Linked DNA regions of Homo sapiens: region 1 is linked to region 2. Evidence: chromatin contacts called from ENCODE Hi-C data. All regions are on one chromosome and are shown on one strand. Each heading gives the region's core, a stretch centred on a gene start or an enhancer-like site at or near the end of the contact. The rest is flanking DNA. Distances are from core to core; before and after follow the strand shown. Region 1 holds the start of OBSCN-AS1 (OBSCN antisense RNA 1). Region 2 overlaps SNAP47 (synaptosome associated protein 47).

The links. Hi-C counts contacts between places; a loop is a spot of excess contacts on that map. Pooled maps may share reads with other maps.
Region 1: a loop to region 2 is called in a pooled map, with 7 times the contacts of the local background. The contact joins the promoter of OBSCN-AS1 here to the enhancer-like site in region 2. A Hi-C loop is called at or near these places in 5 of 50 pooled maps.

The regions. Positions count from the first base shown.
Region 1 is chr1:228,208,635-228,216,507 of GRCh38, forward strand. It overlaps OBSCN-AS1 (OBSCN antisense RNA 1), which reads right to left and starts at 5,021. Exons shown (of 2, transcript NR_073155.1): 1 at 4,788-5,021. OBSCN (obscurin, cytoskeletal calmodulin and titin-interacting RhoGEF) reads left to right here. Exons shown (of 116, transcript NM_001386125.1): 2 at 3,132-4,137; 3 at 4,807-5,076; 4 at 5,540-5,800; 5 at 6,156-6,464; 6 at 6,929-7,195; 7 at 7,787-7,873. The coding sequence starts at 3,150. RefSeq lists a silencer at 5,108-5,157.
Region 2 is chr1:227,755,010-227,762,800 of GRCh38, forward strand. It overlaps SNAP47 (synaptosome associated protein 47), which reads left to right. Exons shown (of 5, transcript NM_053052.4): 3 at 3,986-4,476. Among named protein-coding and RNA genes, the nearest start is that of SNAP47, 23 kb to the left of the region's middle. RefSeq lists enhancers at 1,352-1,401, 1,442-1,531, 3,331-3,390, 6,459-7,209, 7,393-7,542. Within about 2 kb of position 4,537, at least 9 of the 41 ENCODE cell types and tissues checked have a DNase peak (open chromatin) inside an H3K27ac peak, as active enhancers do.

The DNA of each region.
Region 1 (7,873 bases), core at 3,771-6,270, 450 kb after region 2:
CTAAGGTGAAGCACAGCCCTGGGGCGCTGCCCTTGGAACTTCATGCTGGAAGGGCACGGGAGCACAGGCTGCCCAGGTTGTCTGTCAGTGTAGGGGTGGGGAGGGCCAGCGAGGTGGCACCCTGGGAGCTGCCTCCCACTCTGGACTCTTCCCTGTGATGGTCCCGGGCCCCTGGAAGACCAGAGTGGCAAAGTTCTGCAACAGTCAGGGTGGAGGGGCTGCTGAGGGGTGGGCGGCTGTGGGTGGGGCCTGTCACCCGGGGCATGGTTTGGTGGGGGGGGGGGGAGCGTCCCACAGCGTTGGAATGAGGCCTCAAGGGGCTGAGGAGCCCAAGTGTGGTCCATGGTGGGTAAAAGGCTTTCCTGGGAGGCTGAAGTCTCCCCCTCCTGGGGAAGCTCGTGGGGTGCCCAGACCCAAAACGTGGCAGAGAAAAAAGACAGCCTCTGCAGATGTCCCAGTGCCCGATGGATTCCTGGGAGCCCCACGGGTGACCGTGGTGGCCCCCTTCCTGCTCGGCCTGTTTCTTCATCTGTGATACGGGTTGTCAGGGAGGAGGATGACTCCTGAACCCTCAAGTGTCTTTGCTTGGTGAGCCCCTCTCTGGCCCTAGGCCTGCTGACCGGTGGGGACGCCTCCTGATGGGGCTGCCATGAGCCCCCCAGACCCTGCAGTCGGCCTCCTGGGCCTGCACCAGGCGACAGAATGCAGGGCTATAGTGCCGTCCCTGGCAGCTGATGAGGACCTCAGTCTCTACCCGCTCTTCCCAGGCCAAGGTCAGCCTGTGCACCTCTGTCCCTTCAGCACAGGCAGTAACGGGAGCTCCCTGACCTGTCCCGGTCCTCTAGGCCCAGAGAGGCTACCCACACATGCTGCCTCATCTGTTCCACTGTGACCCTGGCAGGGCCAGCTGGGGATCTGGGTGTGGCAGAGGTTGGGGGAGAGGATGCCCCGTTCTGCTTTTGGGGAACCCACAGACCTGCTATATGATTTTTTTTTTTTAAGAGACTGGGCCTTGCTCTGTTGCCCAGGCTGGAGGGCAGTGGCATACTCACAGCTCACTGCAGCTTTGACCTCCTGGGCTCAAGCCATCCTCCTGCTTCAGTCTCTTGAGTAGCTGGGACAGCAGGCACCTGCCACCATGTCGAGTTAATTTGTTTTAATTGTTTTTGTAGAGATGGGGGTCTCACATGTTGCCCAGGCTGGCCTCGAACTCCTGGGCTCAAGGGATCCTCCCACCTCTGCCTCCCACAGTGCTGGGATTACATGTGCTTGCCACCACACCTGGCCTGACTGTATGACTTTGGAGAGTGCTGGGGACAGCCCAGAGCTCATGGGCCCTGCAGAGTTGATGTCAAAGTAGCCCTTTTGAGTCCTGGGAGGAGCCCATAGAGGCAAATTCCCAGAAAGGGTGAAACTCGGACCCCGGTCCCTGCTGTGGGCAGGCCCCTGCCCAGGTCCTCCCCAGCCCCAGAGCCCTGCTGTGGGTGGGGAGGCTGGGCTGCAGCATAGGTGCTGCCTGCACAGTGAGTCAGCAGACTGGTGCCCGCTGCGCAGTCCAGCCCTGCTCCAGCCTCAGACTGCCCAAGGGGATTAAGGGGGATTAACTACCTGAATCACAGGACCAGGAGGAGGGCCTGGGAACGTTGCCCTGGCTCAGCCCACAGTGGGCAGCCCAGGCCCAGAAGCTGGTGGCTCTGGCCTGAGAGAGAGTACAGGCGAGGTGCCCTGGCGGGGGCCTCTCCACCATGGGGTGGTTGTGCCTGCCAGGGCTGGAGGGAGTTAAGGCGCCCCGGGCCAGCCCAGTGCCAGTGGGGCCCACTCACACCCGCTGTTCCTACAGAAGAGCTGCATAGGCACGGTAGTGTCAACCCACACCATCTATATGGGGGGATCTGTACTGGGGCGGCTGGCCTGCTGGGCTCCGCCTGGGGTGGTCAAAGGACAGCATCACCTGGGGCCTTTGGCACTGGTGTCCACCCTCAGCCCTGCAGCATGTCCAGCTGGCCAGTGTGGCTGAGAACTGTGGGGTGACCAAGTTGGGCCTGGCTGACCCAGCCCAGCTGGTCTCAGCCTGGAGGTCTCTAGCCCTTCCAGGGGGATGTTACTGGCCTTGCCAGCTCCAGACTCTGGGGTCCCCCAGCTATGCTCCCAAGCCAGATCCCTGACTGTGCCCTGCCCTTGCATCCCAATCCCACCCTGGGGCTCAGTGGGGGGGCCTGGGAGCAAGCAGCTAAGTGGTTTCCAGTCCTTCCCGCTCATGGATAAAGAGCATGCCCCTGGGGAGGAGGGAGGTGTGTGACCCTGCAGAAGAGGTGAGGCCCCTCTGCAACAAGGGCAGCTTCAGGCCGGACTGGCCCCTCAGTGCAACCTGGAGGGGCTGCTGAAGGAGAGCTGCGTAGGGGTCGGGGGGAAGAGGAGGGAGTAAGGGCTTTGCCCAGGGCGGAGGGTGCATCTCACCTAGAAGAGGCTCAAAGGGGAGCCTGCCAGGGTGGAGAACCGGTGACCTCCTTGTGCGATAGGCAGAGGAGACGGGCATGAGACCGGTGCCCATGGTGGGCCTCCTGCACCCAGGCCTGCCGGGGCTCAGCGAGCCTCCCCTTCTTGATGTGGGGGACACACAGGCCAGCTGAAGTTTTAGGCCCGAGAGGCAGCAGTGTGTGCGGTAGGAGAAAGGATACCACCCCGCAGGTAGGGAGTGGCCTACAGTGCACCAGGCAGGTCTGCCTGCCTCAGGAAGGTGCAGCAAAGCTTGTAGGCTGGGAGGAACCAAAAATAGCGGGCACTGCGAGGGAGGGGGCCCTGCCTGGTTGCTAGGGGGTGTAGGTTTGGGACATGTGCTCCAGTAACTGCAGCTGAGGCAGTGGGTCCCTGTAGGTAGGGAGAGGGAAGGAGATGTTCTCAGCGGCTAGAAGAGCCGTTTGCAGGTGAGGTTACCAAACCCCAAATGCCCAGAAAGGGGCAAGTCTGCACTTCTGGGTCACGGTGCCAACCGGTGATGCTTCCTCAGGGCGCGGGGAGTGGGGGGGAAATAGGATGTGTGGAGGTGTTGAACTGGGTTCCTCAGGCGGCACGGTGGGGTGCACCCGGGCCTCATTCCAATCCCCACTAAGGCCATCCCCACCTACTTGCAGGTCCCCGCCGCCACCCTCATGGATCAGCCACAGTTCAGCGGGGCGCCCCGCTTTCTCACCCGGCCCAAGGCCTTCGTGGTGTCGGTGGGCAAGGACGCCACCCTCAGCTGCCAGATCGTGGGTAATCCCACGCCACAGGTGAGCTGGGAGAAGGACCAGCAGCCGGTGGCGGCCGGCGCGCGCTTCCGTCTGGCCCAGGACGGCGACCTCTACCGCCTCACTATCCTGGACCTGGCGCTGGGCGACAGTGGGCAATACGTGTGCCGCGCGCGCAATGCCATAGGCGAGGCCTTCGCTGCTGTGGGCCTGCAGGTGGACGCGGAGGCCGCGTGCGCCGAGCAGGCGCCGCACTTCCTGCTGCGGCCCACGTCCATCCGCGTGCGCGAGGGCTCAGAGGCCACCTTCCGCTGCCGCGTGGGTGGCTCCCCGAGGCCGGCAGTGAGCTGGTCCAAGGACGGGCGGCGCCTGGGTGAGCCCGACGGCCCCCGCGTGCGCGTGGAGGAGCTCGGCGAGGCAAGTGCGCTGCGCATTCGGGCGGCGCGGCCGCGCGACGGCGGCACTTACGAGGTCCGCGCCGAGAACCCGCTGGGCGCTGCCAGCGCCGCCGCGGCGCTAGTGGTGGACTCGGACGCCGCGGACACGGCCAGCCGGCCCGGGACCTCCACGGCCGCGCTCCTGGCGCACCTGCAGCGGCGGCGCGAGGCTATGCGCGCCGAGGGCGCCCCCGCCTCACCGCCCAGCACCGGCACGCGCACCTGCACGGTGACTGAAGGCAAGCACGCGCGCCTCAGCTGCTACGTGACCGGCGAGCCCAAGCCCGAGACGGTGTGGAAGAAGGACGGCCAGCTGGTGACCGAGGGCCGGCGCCACGTGGTGTACGAGGACGCGCAGGAGAACTTCGTGCTCAAGATCCTCTTCTGCAAGCAGTCGGACCGCGGCCTCTACACCTGCACGGCGTCCAACCTCGTGGGCCAGACCTACAGCTCTGTGCTGGTCGTAGTGCGCGGTGAGCTCCTGGGTGCGGGGCGCGCGGGCCCAGGCTCCTCCGCAACCCGTGCACCTGGGTCCTTTCGCCCTTGCGGTCTGCCGTTTCCCACCCGCGTCTGTCCGGTCGTGGAATCCAGGGTTGCAGGTGTCCGTTCCTGGTGCGCAAAATGCGGGCGACGCCCCACGACCTATTCTAAACACCCGCAACCCGCTTTCCCCACCCAGTCCCCTGCCCGCCCCGCCCCCTTTGCATGCCGCGCCCCCAACCCGCCACCGCTGGCCCACAGACAGGGGCGAGAGGTGTGAGAGGGGCGGGGCCGCAGGGGATCCCACCTCCTCAGCCCCGCCCTCTCCCTCCCGCTGCTCCCAACCCAACCTCCACCACTCTGCCTTCTGCTCTTCTACTCCCCCGCCCCCCAACTTCCTGTCTCCTCCCCTGCGCCCTTCCCAACCCTTAGCCCCTCTGCCTCCTGCTCGCTCCTCTCCCCAGCCCACTCCTCTACCCTGCACCCTCTCCTTTCCAGCCTCCCAGCCCCTCTGCTCCTGTCCCCTATTCCTTCCCACACCCTCACCTCTGCATCCTCCAGTCTCCTTTCCCGCCCACAATCCCCCAATTTCCCCCTTCCCACCCCGCCGTCGTCCTGCACCCTCCGGCCCCGCCCCTCTCACCAGTCTTCTCTCCTGGCAGAGCCCGCGGTTCCCTTCAAAAAGCGGCTGCAAGATCTGGAGGTGCGGGAGAAGGAGTCGGCCACGTTCCTATGTGAGGTGCCCCAGCCGTCCACTGAGGCCGCGTGGTTCAAGGAGGAGACGCGGTTGTGGGCGAGCGCCAAGTACGGCATCGAGGAGGAGGGCACCGAGCGCCGCCTGACCGTGCGCAATGTCTCGGCCGACGACGACGCGGTGTACATCTGCGAGACGCCAGAGGGCAGCCGCACGGTGGCGGAGCTCGCAGTCCAAGGCAGGCGGGGCGGGGCACGGGGCGGGGCACAGGGCGGCTTCGGGGAGGTAGCGGGGGCAAGGAGGCACCGAGAAGGGAGCCGGGGGCGGGGGAGGGGGGAGCCAGGCCGCACGGGCTGGGCGGGCACGGGGGCGGGCAGGGTGCAGACGGACTGGGCTTGCGAGGTACGAGTTGGGACTGGGGCAGGCAGGGGCGGGACTGGGGCGGGAAGGGCAGGTAAGGTGGGGGCGGAGGAGCAAGCTCGGGCCGGGCACGGGGTGGTGATTAGGGGGAAGGGGAGACGGAGTGGGCAGGGGTCTTGTGGGACCGAGCTGGGACTTGGGCCGGCGGGACAGGTAAGGGGTTGCGCGGGGGAGTGAATCGGAGGCAGTTGGGAACCGGGAGACAGGGGGCAAGCGGAGGAGCGAGTCTGGAGCGGGGCGTGCAGGGGCTGGTCTGACTGGCCCGGCTCCCTCCACCCCAGGAAACCTCCTCCGAAAGCTCCCTCGGAAGACGGCGGTGCGCGTGGGCGACACGGCTATGTTTTGCGTGGAGCTGGCGGTCCCGGTGGGCCCCGTCCACTGGCTGCGGAACCAGGAGGAAGTGGTGGCGGGGGGCCGCGTGGCCATCTCCGCGGAGGGCACGCGCCACACACTAACCATCTCCCAGTGCTGCCTGGAGGATGTGGGCCAGGTGGCCTTTATGGCTGGCGACTGCCAGACGTCCACCCAGTTCTGCGTGTCGGGTGAGGGCCTGAGGGTGCTCCCAGGATGGCATCGCTTCCCTGCTGTCTCCCTGGTCCCAGTCCCCTGCCCTCCATTACCTCAGCTCTCTGGGCTTCAGCCTGCTGTACCGAGGGCCGCCGGGCAAGACCATAGCCCTGGCCCTCCAACGTTAGGCTCCCTGAGCCCCCGCGCAGTCTTTCAGCTGCAACCAGAGAAGTGGCTGCAGGTCTGGGGCTGGAGGTTGTGGCCAGTGGTCCAGGTCCCCAGAGCAGCCCCAAGAGAGCTGGGGATCCTGTGACACCCCTCCAGGTGATTCCAGACCCAGGGCTCAGGAAGAGGCTCCCAGTAGTTGACCTCTGCCCACCCTCTACACAGCCCCCAGGAAGCCTCCCCTGCAACCCCCTGTGGATCCTGTGGTAAAGGCCAGGATGGAGAGTTCCGTGATTCTCAGCTGGTCCCCACCACCCCATGGGGAACGCCCTGTCACTATCGACGGCTACCTGGTAGAGAAGAAGAAGCTTGGCACCTACACCTGGATCAGGTGCCACGAGGCTGAATGGGTGGCTACACCTGAGCTGACCGTGGCTGATGTGGCGGAGGAGGGGAACTTCCAGTTCCGAGTGTCCGCTCTCAACAGCTTTGGTCAGAGTCCCTACCTCGAGTTCCCGGGGACTGTCCACCTGGGTAAGTGGGACCTCCCTGTTACAACCTACGGGGCTGCTCACCTGCCCCGGAATCCCCCAGGTCCAGCTTCAGGGGAGGCCAGAGTGGCCTCATGGGGACCTTCTGTGGGGAGGGGGGCTGCCAAGGCCTTGCCCTGGTGCAGTGTCCGTGGTGGGAAGGATAGGTGACCCCACTACAGGGCCCCTGGGAGCCTGCCTGTCTCCAGCAGACCCAGGGGACGGGGCTCCAGGGCTGCCCCACTCTGGTGGGGCTTGTAGGATGCTGGAGGGGTCTCAGGGCAGCTGTACCTTGTCCTTGTTCCTTCATGAGCCTGACTCATGCTATGGTCGCTCTGTGTGTTGGCTGGGCTTCCTGGAGGAGGAACATTTAGGTCTAGGCTCTGTAGGAAGAGAAGGGGAAGGCAGAGACCTCCTCAGCACTCCCCACTCCTCCTCGGCCCCTTTCTGACGCTGCCCGCCCCACAGCCCCCAAGCTGGCCGTGAGGACACCGCTGAAGGCGGTGCAGGCGGTAGAGGGTGGCGAGGTCACTTTCTCCGTGGACCTCACGGTGGCCTCAGCGGGTGAGTGGTTCCTGGATGGGCAGGCCCTGAAGGCCAGCAGTGTGTATGAGATCCACTGTGATCGCACCCGGCACACGCTCACCATCCGGGAGGTGCCCGCCAGCCTGCACGGGGCGCAGCTGAAGTTCGTGGCCAACGGCATTGAGAGCAGCATCCGGATGGAGGTCCGGGGTAGGTGGAGGGCCCCAGCTTGGGACCCTGAGCCTCATTTCTCCAGGGTGGGCGGTGTCAGGGCTCCAGGTAGGGCTGCTACAGGTCTGAGGGCCCCAGGACACCCTGTCAGCCTGCAGGTCACTGGGATGAAGCAGGCAGGGTGGTGGGCGTGTGAGGACTCACCCAGGCTGGCTGGTGGCACTGGTCCCTGGTGTCTGGGTGAGGGCCTGGGGCTGCAGGGGTCCTGCTGGGCAGAGCCTCATGTCTGTCTCCCCACTTTCCTCCTTTCCCCCTCCTGCCTCCTCTATCTTGTTAATCTTTTCCCTTCCGTTTCTTTCCTGCTTTTTTCTGTCTCTGCCATCCCATGCCTGGCTGTTCCACCTCTGTCTCCCCTGCTTCTCTGGTGTATCTGTGACCTCTGTTCTGCCATTGTCTCCCCTGCCTGCCTCTCCCTCGCTGTCCTCCTGTGCTGTTCTCCTGGGTCCCTCCCTTTATCTTTCTCTGCCCCGTGTCTGTCTCTCCTTGTCTCCCCTTCCGTCCATTCCCCTCTGTTCACCTTTCTGTGCCCCTCCGTCCATTCCCCTCTGGCCACGCATACCTGGCCCCCAGCGGCCCCAGGGCTGACTGCCAACAAGCCGCCAGCCGCAGCTGCCCGGGAGGTGCTGGCTCGGCTGCACGAGGAGGCGCAGCTGCTGG
Region 2 (7,791 bases), core at 3,287-5,786:
AACTAGTTCAGACCATGAAAAGAAGGAGGGGGTCAGACATGCCTCATTATGCCCTCCTCCTCCTGAAGGTTGGAATAGGAAACACTTGCCATCTGTCATCTCTAAGTGCGGCCACCTATAAGACCTAATCTTCATAACAACCTTGGCCTCCCCTTATCTCCAGCCCAGACACTCCTTTCAGTTGATTCCAGGTTTTTATTTATTTACTTTTTGAGACAGGATCTTACTCCGTCACTTGGGCTGGAGTGCAGTGGCGCGATCACAGCTCATTCCAGCCTCCAACTCCTGGGCTTAAGTGATCCTCCCACCTCAGCCTCCCATGTAGCTGGACCACAGGCATGCATTACCATGTCTGGCTAGTTTTGTTTTCTTTTTTTTCTTTTTTTCTTTTATTTGAGATGGAGTCTCGCTCTGTCACCCAGGCAGGAATGCAGTGGCGTGATCTCGGCTCACTGCAACATCTGCCTTCCGGGTTCAATCAATTCTCCCACCTCAGCCTCCTGAGTAGCTGGGATAACAGGTGCACACCACCATGCCCAGCTAATTTTTGAATTTTTAATAGAGACAGGGTTTTGCCATGTTGGCCGGGCTGGTCTTGAACTCCTGGGCCTCAAGTAATCCACCTCGGCCTCCTGAAGTGCTGGGATTATAGGCGTGAGCCACCATACCCAGCCTAGTTTTTTTATTTTTTTGTAGAGATGGAGTCTCACTTTGTGCCCATGCTGGGAGTCCAGGTTTTTAGATAATAACTCTTAACTAAAGGTGACAGGAATGCACCCACAGGCACTGGCTCACCTGCAGGCCACCAACCAGCAGAATGACGTGGAGTTTGTCTGGGACAATTGGAGGAGAACCTGGGCCACTGAGTGGCCCAACGCCAGGGGGCCACTTTTAACCAATTGCCATCTTTTAACCAATCTTTTAACCAATTGCCAATCAGAAAATCTTTGAATCTACCTGTAACATGTAAGCATCTGCTTTGCGTTGTCCTGTCTTTCCAGACTGAACCAATGCATTGATTGATGTCTTATGTCCCACTAAAACATATAAACCCAAGCTGTAACCCAACTACCTTGGGCACATGTTCGCAGGACCTCCTGAGGCTGTGTCACTGGTCATGGTCCTCACATTTGGCTCAGAATAAATCTCTTAAAATATATTACAGAGTGTGGCTTTTTAAATCAACAGTGGTAAAGTAATAGGAAAGAAAATTTGGCTTAATAAAAGCAACACTTCTGACTATATACAGTTGTTGAAAGCCTAGTAAGTTGTCACATGAGCAGTGCGTCTCTCATCTCTTTTGGATTGTGTAACGCGACTCACATTGGACCCCAGCCCAGAGGACCTTCAGTCCCCTTTCAGTTTTGAGATTCCTAGGTATGAGTATGATTTTTCTTCTTTCTTTGTCAATATCAGTTTCCTTTAAGATCTAATTTGCAAATTAGTCACCTTTAAGAAAATCCCCTGTGCGTGACCAGGTGCCACTTTGATACACAGAATATTTCTGGACCCGGCCCCGGCCATTTAGATCAGGCTCCTGCCTGTCCTTCTGCCTGCTCAGAAGCATCCTACCATCCTCAGCAGTGCCCCGATGGTGGTGGCTCTGCCCACGTGTATTTCCAGCAAACAGTTAGGGTGCTGCCTGTCTGAAATGGGGTAGATCTTGGAGGGGATGTCCCAATCATGTGGAGAGGCTGGCGAGGGACTTTTGCCTGGGGTCCTGGGGATTGCACCTCCCATGGCGTGTTGCTGCCCAACAGCAGCTCTAGGTGTCTGCTTAGGCCAAGTTACCGTGCACAGCACCCAGGGCTGAGCGTCCTGGTCCTGCCATGCCCCACTGTTTCTGGCTGTGCTCAGGGACGTTTCTCCCTTGGCAGTGCTTCCCATGGGTTGAGGTGGGAGCAGGCCTCCTGCCAGGGAGCCCAAGAGGCAGGGAAGCAGGTTGTTCACCTCGATCTCACTTTTTCCAGGTTAGAGACTGTGAGTCAGGGGAACTTTCTCCAGATGAGGGACGTCTCAGATGTGGAAGTTCAATTCCCTTAGTCTCTCTAGGAATTGTTCCTTTCTCTGTGGCTCCAGGGGCCATCCCATTCTCACATTTGAGTTCTGGGATATTGCTGGTGCTGTGCCTTTGTTTCTGGTTTTCAGCTGAAGGAGTGGAGCCAGCTTGTGTCTATGGCATGATTTTGGAACCAGAAGTCTCCACGTTCATCCCTAGAGCTTCACTATAGGGCTAGGAGTCATCACTGTAAAAGAAAACCTAAAGTCATCACTGTAAAAGAAAACGTGTGAGTGTGGCTCTTGGCAACTAAAACAGACCATCTTGGGTGCAGCCAGCACAGGGCACCATTTTGACATTTCACATCCATCTACTGCATCAAAAATCTTACAGTCACTTAGAGATAAGTCAGGGCAAGGAAGCCACGGAGTGCTCACTCATCTACCTTCATCAAAATCCCAAACGCCAGTCAGCAAACTGTGCACCTTTTGTTTTAATTTGGATAATGATACATAATCTTGACTAAGAATGGCCTATAAGAAATGCAGGATGTGTACTGTAAACTCTTGCTGAGGTCATATAATGTCTTCCCATTGATGTATGGGATACTGAAGCCAACGGCAGGTCTAGTAACTGCAGTTATTTTAAAGCAGGGGTTAATGTGATATATTGAGATCTGCAATAACTAATGTGATGAGACTTCTGTTGGTGACAGTCAAAGGTTCAACTAATACTGAAGCTGTCTACAGTCAGGATGGAAGGAAATGCCACATTCAACTGGAAGTTAGTGAAAGTAGCCATGATTTTCCCCATGTAATCTTGCTAATAATTCTAATAGGCTGGCCCATGGCAGTTAGCTTAGGTGCAGTGCCACAACCATGGCAGCCATTCCTTCAAATAAGCCCCTCCTTCTCTCCCCCCAGCATACCCACTGATTCTGTTCTCTGGAGAACCTGACTGACGCAGTCACCCTGCTGGGCAGCATGGGGAAAGAAACAAATGAGCTCAGGGTGCTCCAGGAACAGCCTGGACGTTTCTGGATCTGCCCCAAGGGAAGCCCTTAGCTCCTGTAGCTGCAGGACAGAGCTTTGTGAAAACAGAATCTGGAGTCTCCTGCTGCAGATGGCTGAATTCTAACTGTGCATGGCATCTGCTGTGACATTGAGGGCATGACCGAGAAGGAATGGGACCCTGAGAACCCCAGTGTAGACGCATGGCTGCAGTCTGCAGAAGCTGGGGACGCTGAGTCCCTGAAGGCCACAGAAACTTCCTGGCCAGTAGAGGTAGCCCTTCCTCCCAGTCTAGGGAGATTCATCCTGCAAGACGTGCCGGGTTCTCCTCAGCTTCTGTCCCCACACCTGTAGATGCTCAACTAGACTCCAATCCCAGCAGAGGCTGAAAGACAGGGTGCAGAGTGTACTCTGAGGAGGAGGTGCAGTCGGCACCAACAGGAATCTGGAGCATGCGGACGAGAGTGGGTGTTGAGAGTGTGGGTGGTGGGGAAGCATCTAATGCTGAGTCTGGCTGAGGCTGGGGGAAGGGGCCTGCTAGGCAGAGCTTCAGTTGTCACGTGTGCCTGCTACAGTATGGACAGCGCAGACGTAGAACATTCCATCACTGCAGAAAGGTCTGTTAGATAGCTCCCTAGACAGTAAGTACAGGTTTCATTTTGAATCAAGATGACCCAGATCAAGGCAGCAGGGTGTGGGCAGAGTGATATTCTAGGCAGAAGGTGTGCATTTTTGCTGTCTTTTTGCTGGTTGGCTTTGCATCTAGATGAATGTTCTCACTGCTGGCCCCCAGCTTTCTCTTCTCACACTGGAGATAAAAGTCCCTGTGCCTCCTGCTTCATGGAGTGCTTGTGGAAATGAAGTAGAGTAAAATGGCAACATGCTTTACAAAGGTTAAAACCGTTTTCCAAAAAAAAAGGTATTACTCCTTAAAAATGAACTGATCCAGTTTTCCATGTTTTGTTTGCTTTTTCAGATTGCTGACAGAACTGGAATCTCCTGCTTGGTGGCCCTTTAGCTCCAAGCTTTGGAAGACACCACCGGAAACAAAGCCCAGGGAAGATGTCTCCATGACCAGTTGTGAACCCTTTGGGAAAGAAGGGATACTGATAAAAATTCCTGCTGTTATTTCCCACAGAACAGAGTCTCACGTTAAACCAGGGAGGCTCACCGTCCTTGTGTCTGGGTTGGAAATACATGACTCCAGTTCTTTGCTCATGCACAGGTTTGAAAGAGAAGACGTGGACGACATCAAGGTCCACTCACCTTACGAAATTAGCATCCGCCAGCGGTTTATTGGAAAGCCAGACATGGCCTATCGTTTGATATCTGCCAAGATGCCAGAGGTTATCCCCATTTTAGAAGTGCAGTTCAGCAAGAAGATGGAGCTGTTAGAAGATGCATTGGTGCTCAGAAGCGCAAGAACCTCTTCCCCCGCAGAGAAGAGCTGCTCAGTCTGGCATGCAGGTTAGTGACCGACAAGGCAGTGAGCGCGTGCACAGACTTCTAAAATTACAGGCAGACTCAGCACGCCTGTGGGAAATGCCTAACAGATGCGTCACCTAGAGCAGCTGCTGGCCTCCAGCTTGCTAGAGACAGCTCGTTTGTTTATACATAAAAACAATTCCAGACCATTTTCCTTGTACTTGACATCTGTGAATCTGAAATCACTGAGAGTTAACTGTACACTTGATAGGTGCGTGAATTCCAAAGCGGTTGGTACCATGCTTTGGATACAGTTTATCCTCACCAAAGCTCATGTGGAAATTTGGTCGCCAGTGTGGCAGGGCTGGGAGGTGTTTGGTCACAAGGACTCTGCCCTCTGGGTGGCTCAGTGATGTTCTCATGGTAGTGAGTGAGTGCTCCCTCTGGGAAGCCTGGATGAATTCTGGGAATGCATTAGTTCCCAAGAGTGGGTTGTTAGGAGGCAGGATGCCCCTCTGATTCTGTCTCTTTGCCTGTGTCCGCTTCCCCCTTGAGTGTCTCTGCCACAACACGAGAGCCCTTGGTGGAAGCCAGGGCATGCCCTTGGACTTCCCAGCCCACAGAACTGTCAGTTGACTAAAGGTCTGTTCTTCGTAAATTACCCAGTCTCAGGTGCTCAGTTATGGTGATGCAGAACCTGCTACGACACAGAAAGGGCTTTCAGAATGAGTGCATCAGAGCAAAAGGAAGCTCCTGCTGTTGTCTCTGTCATCTCCCCTCATTTTGATGTGGGAACCAGCACCTCAGGATTGTTACTGGCACCATCTCCACTTCCCCTGGTGGGGCCATTCCCATCACCCCTACTTTGCCCACTCTTGTTTCCCTGGGCATTTAATCTAGGTTTTCCTAGCCTGGCGCCCAAACATGCTATTAGGGATCTGTGTGTTGGAGAACTGTGCAGCGTGGTTCTGTGTGTTTGTGGCATTCTCAGATGTGTGTGGAGTGGCCATGGTACCTTCCCGCAGACTCCATTGTAGATTGTGAATGCTCAGCTGGCCTGTCCTGGGGGCCGGGCTGAGGGGCAGACACCCTGGGTCTTGGCACGTCCACCACGTTTGGCCTACCTCCTCCCTAGCACAGGACCGAGGCTTATGTGCTAGGAGCCGCCATGGTCCTGCCCGTCTGATGGGAGGCTGGTGGCCTCTTGGTGTTATTCTTGCCTTTACCCTTTCCTTGGTTAGGAGGTGGGGCCTCTGATGCGTTGTATTTGTTTTGGCCCTGCAGGTTTTGCTCTATGGATGGCCTGTTCTGTTTTCTTCTTTCCTCATGTGCTTTCTTCCCCCACAGATGTGCACGACTTTCCTACTATCCTAGTCCATCAGCCTTGGCTGGCTTTAGAGGCTATAGCCACTTCCTCTAGAGTCTCTTCCTCCCTTACAGAAATCTTTTATCTTGCCATGGTAAAATCCACCGATTTTCCCCTGCAGTTTGTCTTCGAGCTCTGATTAAGAAATCTGAATGTCATAAAAGACTCCATTTTCTAATATTAGCATTATAGCTAATACGCATGCATGTATACATATGTACACATGTGTATCAATGCCTATGTATTGTGCATGTATGTGACATGTACGTCCACACTATAATGCGTGTCTATACGTACAGCATGTAAAGCTGTATTCTTCAGGATTTTAAATGCCAGGTGTCTGTTAAAAGTAAGAGATATTTGCTACCCTTTCGGTTTCTCTAATTTTTCTCTTAAGAGAAAGATTTCAGTTCCTATAACCTGTTTCTCTAACATGAAAATGTTTTGCTTGCTATTCCAGATGGCTTCAAGTTTCGGAAAGAAATACACATAATAATAGATTGAGTCCCATGAGCCCCAGGGCTGAATACACACCCTAAAAATGAAAGGTGCACACCTTAGATATGCAGCACGTAGTTGAATCACAGAAAACCTACCACCTTTCTGTATATGTCTTAAAGTCAGGGGTTGCAAAGAGAGGCATTGACCCCTATGGAATGGAGCATGTGGTGTGAAATGTAATGAAATCCATTGATCAAGATGAGATCAAAGGTCACCATGAGCTGCTGTCACTAAAGTGCAGGCCTGAACCCGAGTGTCCTAGTGGGAGACAGGCTACAGAAGCATAGGAAGCAGAGGTCTTCACCCACATTCAAGGTAAATGGTACAGGCGTACTCCTGCACGTGGCTTCAGGGAGGAGGTATGTGACGTGCTGTGGACTGGTGGTGTGGGGACTGAAGAGGGGTCCCTGGGTATGTGTGGCGTCAGGCAGGAAGTTTGTGACATTCTGTGGAGTTCAGGACTGCTCTCCAGGGTCCCAGTAGAGAAGCACTCAGTGTGTTTAGTGGCCCTGCCATGTTGCCGACCTGGCTGCACCGTGGTGGCGAGCACTCCTGTGTTCCGCAGGCTGGTGTTTGTAAGTGGGTTCCTGCAATCTGTGCCGTTTGAGGTCAGAGGGCTATCACCTTTTCTGGGGGCCTCAACGTGCATTCAGGATTCAGGACTGATGGCGTCACCCTCCCTGCTCGGCTAGGAGGGCCCCCTTAGTTCAGGTCACCTGAGTGTGGGTTGTAGCCACAGCGAGCACCGTCTTTTCACTTGCACAGCTGCACCCGGCCCGTGGTGTTTTGAGTACCTGGGGCAGCCATCTTGCCATGTGGCACACACAGCACACAGTCCCACAGGGACCTGCTGCATGTGTGAGATGGACTGTTGCTCCTGTGGGGGACTGTTGTGCCACCTTTCCGTGCTCACTTTCACCCCCATGGGCAACCTGGCCTGTCCAGGTAAGTGCTGGTCTCATGGGGGCAGCTGTGCCTCCAGAGGGTGTTCTTGAAGAGGCTCCATGCAGGGGTTGGAGCGTGTGGTGCCCTGCCTGGTGCTATGTTAGCAAGAAGGCGGCGCCCCGTTTGATGGGAGCTCAGTAGTCTGTGGGGCACTTGTGGCTCTGAGGCCTTGCCTCTGCCTGCCGCCTGCTGCTGTTGTCCATGCGTAGGCACAGGGACTCTGTGCCAGCTTCCCTGTGTTTACTGCTCTCAGCTGGAAACTGTGGGCTCCCTGGAGGTGGAAACCATGACGGATGTCTCAGAAATCCCTGCCTCTGGGACGAGCGCTGGTGCACGTGTGGCCACAGGGTGGCAGCCTCGCGACACCGGATGGGCGCTTGTCAGGGAGGGACACCCGGGGCGGGGAGCCTTTCCAGAGACCTCTGCAGGGCTGCGTGCCAAGTGCACGTTTTATTTTATTCTAGACACTCGTCCTTGCGTTGAGGAGCACCCAGGACCGCACAATCACCCTCCTCACATGTCTCTGGGCCCTGTGGCTTCTGACA